Regions from separate parts of the Homo sapiens genome. Here region 2 is linked to region 1. Evidence: read pairs that join two places in POLR2A ChIA-PET (ENCODE). Cell type or tissue: PC-9. All regions are shown on one strand. Each heading gives the region's core, and the rest is flanking DNA. Links, peaks and the distances in the headings are about the cores only. Region 1 overlaps ZNF888 (zinc finger protein 888). Region 2 overlaps ZNF525 (zinc finger protein 525).

Region 1 (2,907 bases), core at 277-2,776:
ATGTACAGAGAGATGAAGGACAGACAGCAAGGTAGGGAGAGGGGCAGCAAACAGAAAGGCTCATGAGAATGAGGGAGAGGAGGAGGGATTTGGAGCCAGGGCAGACAGAGCAGAGTGGTGCTGGTGGCAAGGAGAACAGAGGGAGAACCACAGCAGGGAGGACACCTGGGAAATCTGGGGTGCCAGAGAGTGGGGCCAGGGGGGTATAACGGGGAAGAGAGAATTTAACAGGGAGAGCTCAGGAGAGATGGGAGAAGAGGTGGAAATCTATGGACATTGAGAACAATCTAAAGATTGGGGAAAAGGAGCAACAAGAGGTTAAATAAGCTGTGGATGGAGTCCAGCTAATTTTTGTATTTTTAGTAGAGACAGGATTTCACCATGTTGGCCAGGCTGGTCTCAAACTCCTGACTTCAGGTGATCCACCTGCCTCGACCTCCCAAAGTGCTGGGAATACAGGTGTGAGCCATCACACCTGGCCACCTATGTATTCTTGAATGAAAAAAGTTACTTCTGTCTTAGTTCAACAGCTGACTCTCTTTCCCTGTTTTCTTTTCTTTCTTTCTTTCTTTCTTTTCTTTTATGAGATGCAGTTTTGCTCTTGTTGCCCAGGCTGAAGTGCAATGGCACGATCTTGGCTCACTGCAATCGCCACCTCCCTGGTTCAAGTGATTCTCCTGCCTCAGCCTTGCTGAGTAGCTGGGATTACAGCCATTCGCCACCATGCCTGGATAATTTTTGTATTTTCAGTAGAAACGGGGTTCCTCCATGTAGGTCAGGCTGGTCTACAATTGCTGAACTCAGGTGATCCACCTACCTCGGCCTCCCTATTTTCAAGGTCAATAGCTGTGTGTTTACACTTTTGCATTTTGTAAATGTTACTGTAATTTTCTTGTAAGGAAAAATTAAATGTTAGGAATTAATGGCATCAGAACCTTGCAAAAGAAGTTTCTTTAGCCCAGGTATGTGAAAGATGCTTCTCTAATTTTCAAGGATGGGGTGATAAAGACCAACCCTTCCCATTAGCCCTTCCAGGCCCCCATGTAAGAATTCAGGCACATCTTCTTACTCATCTCAGACCTTCTCAGGGTAACTCGGTGAAAATGTTTTCACTGTGAGGACATCACAGCTAAATCTAAAGTAAGTCATGTCATTCCCTGGCAGGGAACCCTCCACTGGCTTCCTGTGTTCCCCAGGACAAAAGCCCATCTCCTCACTGTGGCTCCACAGCCCTGTGTCCAGGGCCCCTGCCAGTGTCCAGCCTCCTCCTGGGAGCTTGCCCCCATCTCATGAATCCCTCTGCCCCAGTCACATTTGCTTTTCTCTTTTCCCAGATATCAAAATACTTCCTGTCTCAGGTCATTGTCCTGCTCTTATCCTATGTCCCTAAATGGTGACAGCCCTGTCCCTTTCTCCTCCTTCAGATCTAGGCTCAGAGATATCTCCCATGTCCTCCCACTGCCATCTGAAGTTCCCTCTGCCCATCAGTCTCTATCACGTTACTCAGGTTTATTATCTCTGCATCAACCACATCAGAAATGAAGATTTTTTTTTTTTTTTTTTTTTTTTTTTTTTAATATTTGAAGAGATTTATTCTGAGCCAAACATGAGTGACCCTGACCTGTGACACAGCCTCAGGGGGTCCCAGGAACACATGCCCAAGGTGGTCGGGGCGCAGCTTGGTTTTATACATTTTAGGGAGACAGGAGACATCAATCAAATACATTAAAGAAAGACATTGTTTGGTCCAGAAGGGCGAGACAACTCAAAGGGGTGGTGGGCAGGCCTCCAGGCTATAGGTAAATTTAAACATTTTCTGGTTGACAATTGGTTGAGTTTGTCTAAAAACCTGGGATCCATAGAAAGGAAATGTTCAGGTTAAGAGAAAAGATTGTGGAGGCTAAAGTTTCTTTGAGGTCTTACAATGGCTGCCCTTAGAGAGACAGTAAGTGACAAATAATTCCTTTTTTTTTTTTTTTTCCTTTTCTTTTTTTTTCTTTTTTTTTTTTTTTTTTTTTTTTTTTGCCTTCAAGCATCTGTTTAACAAAGCACATCTTGCACCGCCCTTAATCCATTTAACCCTGAGTGGACACAGCACATGTTTCAGAGAGCACAGGGTTGGGGATAAGGTCACAGATCAACAGGATCCCAAGGCAGAAGAATTTTTCTTAGTACAGAACAAAATGAAAAGTCTCCCATGTCTACTTCCATCCACACAGACCCGGCAACCACCCGGCCTCTCAATTTTTTCCCCACCTTTCCCGCCTTTCTATTCCACAAAACCTCCATTGTCATCATGGCCCATCCCCAATGAGCCGCTGGGCACACGTCCCAGACGGGGTCGTGGCCGGGCAGAGGGGCTCCTCACTTCCCAGTAGGGGCGGCCGGGCAGAGGCGCCCCTCACCTCCTGGATAGGGCGGCTGGCCGGGCGGGGGGCTGACCCCCCAACCTCCCTCCCGGACGGGGCGGCTGGCCGGGCAGAGGGGTCCTCACTTCCCAGTAGGGGCGGCCGGGCAGAGGCGCCCCTCACCTCCCGGACGGGGCGGCTGGCCGGGCAGAGGGGCTCCTCACTTCCCAGACGGGGTGGCTGCCGGACGGAGGGGCTCCTCACTTCTCAGACGGGGCGGTTGCCAGGCAGAGGGTTTCCTCACTTCTCAGACGGGGCGGCCGGGCAGAGACGCTCCTCACCTCCCAGACAGGGTTGCGGCCCAGCAGAGGCGCTCCTCACATCCCAGACAGGGCGGCGGGGCAGAGGTGCTCCCCACATCTCAGACGATGGGTGGCCGGGCAGAGACACTCCTCACTTCCTAGATGGGATGGCGGCGGGGAAGAGGCGCTCCTCGCTTCCTAGATGGGATGGCGGCCGGGCAGAGACGCTCCTCACTTTCCAGACTGGGCAGCCAGGC
Region 2 (2,907 bases), core at 167-2,666, 450 kb before region 1:
TTGGGGTACTGCATCCCATTTAAAATTCTAATTACAACTGGGCACTCCCCTCTCCCAGAAGAAAAGCCACACCCAGACATGCATTCTATTTTGCCAACCATTTAAGGGGCCAGGGTCACTCGGGTTGAGCTTTTCTGGTCTAGCCCCTCATCTCCAAGTTGCAGGGAGGCTCACTGGGCTCAGAGCAGGGAAATTTTCACCAAGTTACCCTGAGAAGGTCTGAGATGAGTGAGAAGGTGTGCCTGTTCTTTTTTTTTTTTTTTTTTGACATGGAGTCTCGCTCTGTCTCCCAGGCTGGAGAGCAGTGGCAGGATCTCGGTGCAAACTCCGCTTCCCACGTTCACACCATTCTCCTGCCTCAGCCTTTCGAGTAGCTGGGACTACAGGCATCCACCCAACATCTGGCTAATTTTTTGTATTTTTAGTAGAGAAGGGGTTTCACCAAGTTAGCCAGGATAATCTCGATCTCCTGACCTCCTGATCTGCCCGCCTCAGCCTCCCAAAGTGCTAGGATTACAGGCGTGGGCCACCGCACCCAGCTACCTGAATTATTACATGGGGGCCTGGAAGAGCTAATGGAAGTGTTGGTCTTTATCACCCCTATCCTTGAAAATTAGAGAGGTATCTTTCACATATCTGGGCTAAAGAAACTTCTTGGCCGGGCGCGGTGGCTCACGCCTGTAATCCCAGCACTTTGGGAGGCCGAGGCGGGCGGATCACGAGGTCAGGAGATCGAGACCATCCTGGCTAACACGGTGAAACCCCACCTCTACTAAAAATACAAAAAATTAGCTGGGCGTGGTGGCGGGCGCCTGTAGTCCCAGCTACTGGGGAGGCTGAGGCAGGAGAATGGCGTGAACCCGGGAGGTGGAGCTTGCAGTGAGCCCAGATCGCGCCACTGCACTCCAGCCTGGGTGACAGCGAGACTCCGTCTCAAAAAAAAAAAAAAAAAAAAAAAAAAAAAGAAACTTCTTTTGCAAGGTTCTGTTGCCTTTGGTTCCCGACGTTTAATTCTTCCTTACAAGAAAATCACAGTAACATTTATAAAATGCAGAAGTGCGAACCCACAGCTATTGACCTTAAAAACAGTGAAAAGAAGGTCAGCTGTAGAACTAAGACATAAGCAAATTGTTTCCATCAAGAATACATGGGTGGCCGGGAACAATGGATCATGCTTGTAATCCCAGTACTTTAGGAGGTTAAGGCAGGTGGATCACCTGAGTTCAGGAGTTTGAGACCAACCTGGCCAACATGGTGAAACCCGTCTCTACTAAAAATACAAAAAATTAGCTGGGCATGGTGGTGGGTGCCTGAGAGGCTGAGGCAGGAGGATCACTTGAACCTGGGAGGTGGAGGTTGCAGTGGGCCAAGATTGTGCCATTGCACTCCAGCCTGGGCAACAAGAGCAAAACTCCAGCTCAAAAAAAAAAAGAACTTGTACATAGACAATCTACTCAATTTGTGACCAAGAAAATAACCAACCTTATGTATCTTATAACTCCAAGTTTTCACCTGGTGAATAGTTTAAAATTCATGCAAGGTCAAAAAAAAGTTCCCTTTTAAACCAAACCAAGGTCCTTCCCTTTTACCGAGGGCCTATTTCTCTGTATTTTGATGCTTGTCATCAGCAGACCTAGACTCATCTGTCTATGGTAACCTACCTATAAAAAGATACTATAGAAATGACTACAGATACGTATGCATGCCACCTTGTCCTTCTGAGACCCCAGAAAAAGATTCTCAGTATTGCATATCGTGGCACCCCAGCACACAACAAAGGACAATCATGCTTACCAAAATGCCGGTAAAACCAGATTGTGAAACAAAAATCTGTCATCCCGTAAATTTCACCATTCTAAAGCCAGACTTACCCGTGTGGACCGCAGGTTACCCCATTCATGTCTCCACACACACCTACCCAGCAACCTACCTATATGTTATCAAAAAAGGAACCCCGACCCTTCTGGCCCAGCAACAATTCCAAATCTTTAAATTATTCTACAAGCAGGTAGACCAGAAGTTACCAGAGCCTCCTCCTTTAGCTAAAAGCCTGTTTGCTTGGCTAGCTGAAAACATTGCTAGCAGCCTAAGCATTTCCTCATGTTATGTTTGTAGAAGGACTAACATAGGAGACCACTGGCCTTAAGAAGCAAAAGCGTTAATGCCACAAGATAATTTAACTCTAACTGACTCTTCCCCCAAAGCAATGCCCACAGTTTCAAGCCCCTAGCTCTTAAAAACTTCTATTATCAGGAGATACTGTGTTGCTCACTAAGGAAAAGCTTTTACAGAGTCACTAGAAGAATTAACTTGTTTAAGACAGCAATATTATAATAAAACACTAAAGAAAACTTTGTGGCAAGGCAAAGATGACTCCAGATCACCTCATCCAAACTCATTCTCCCGTTTCTCTTCTCTAAACCACACATAGTATCAGCTTGAAGCTCCAAATACCTGGCAAGCACCCTCTGGTCTCTATTAGAACTGTGTGCCACAGGCCTACTGACAGTTGCCAGCCAAATGGACAAGGGCTTGTGTACTTGAAACAATCAGACCATCTTTCTTCTAACTCCCATTGCAACAAGGAGAAATTTTAAGGTATCCTGTCTACAACAAAATTAAAGAAAAAAAACAAAAGAGATATAGACATAAGAAAAGACATAAAAATAGAAGATTAGAAAGATACAGACTGGCCCCCTGAAAGACTAATTCTGTACTCTAGGCCAGCTACCTGGGCACGAGATAAGTCATAAAGGTATCGCACCCCGATTTACACGCTTAACCACATCATAAATTTGCAAGCAGTACTTGAAATCATCACTAATGAAACTGGCCCAGTAAGCCATGAAAATGAGAAATGCCATCTACCAAAATAGATTAGCTTTAGACTACCTCCTAGCCTAGGAA

What was found. Peaks named below come from ENCODE experiments on the same cell type or tissue, not always from the same donor. Only the 100,000 strongest peaks of a DNase experiment are listed, where the experiment ranks them.
Region 2: POLR2A ChIA-PET joins it to region 1 with 6 read pairs; 2 of 35 experiments call an interaction of 5 or more read pairs at or near these places.

What each region holds. Positions count from the first base shown.
Region 1 is chr19:52,919,607-52,922,513 of GRCh38, reverse strand. All of the region lies in intron 1 of ZNF888 (zinc finger protein 888), which reads left to right. Among named protein-coding and RNA genes, the nearest start is that of ZNF888-AS1, 2.3 kb to the left of the region's middle. RefSeq lists an enhancer at 1-158. In PC-9, for the core only: no CTCF peak of the experiment used is centred there; no DNase peak of the experiment used is centred there; H3K4me3 peaks cover 183 bases.
Region 2 is chr19:53,367,773-53,370,679 of GRCh38, reverse strand. All of the region lies in intron 1 of ZNF525 (zinc finger protein 525), which reads right to left. Among named protein-coding and RNA genes, the nearest start is that of ZNF525, 3.5 kb to the right of the region's middle. RefSeq lists enhancers at 375-874, 875-1,376. In PC-9, for the core only: no CTCF peak of the experiment used is centred there; no DNase peak of the experiment used is centred there.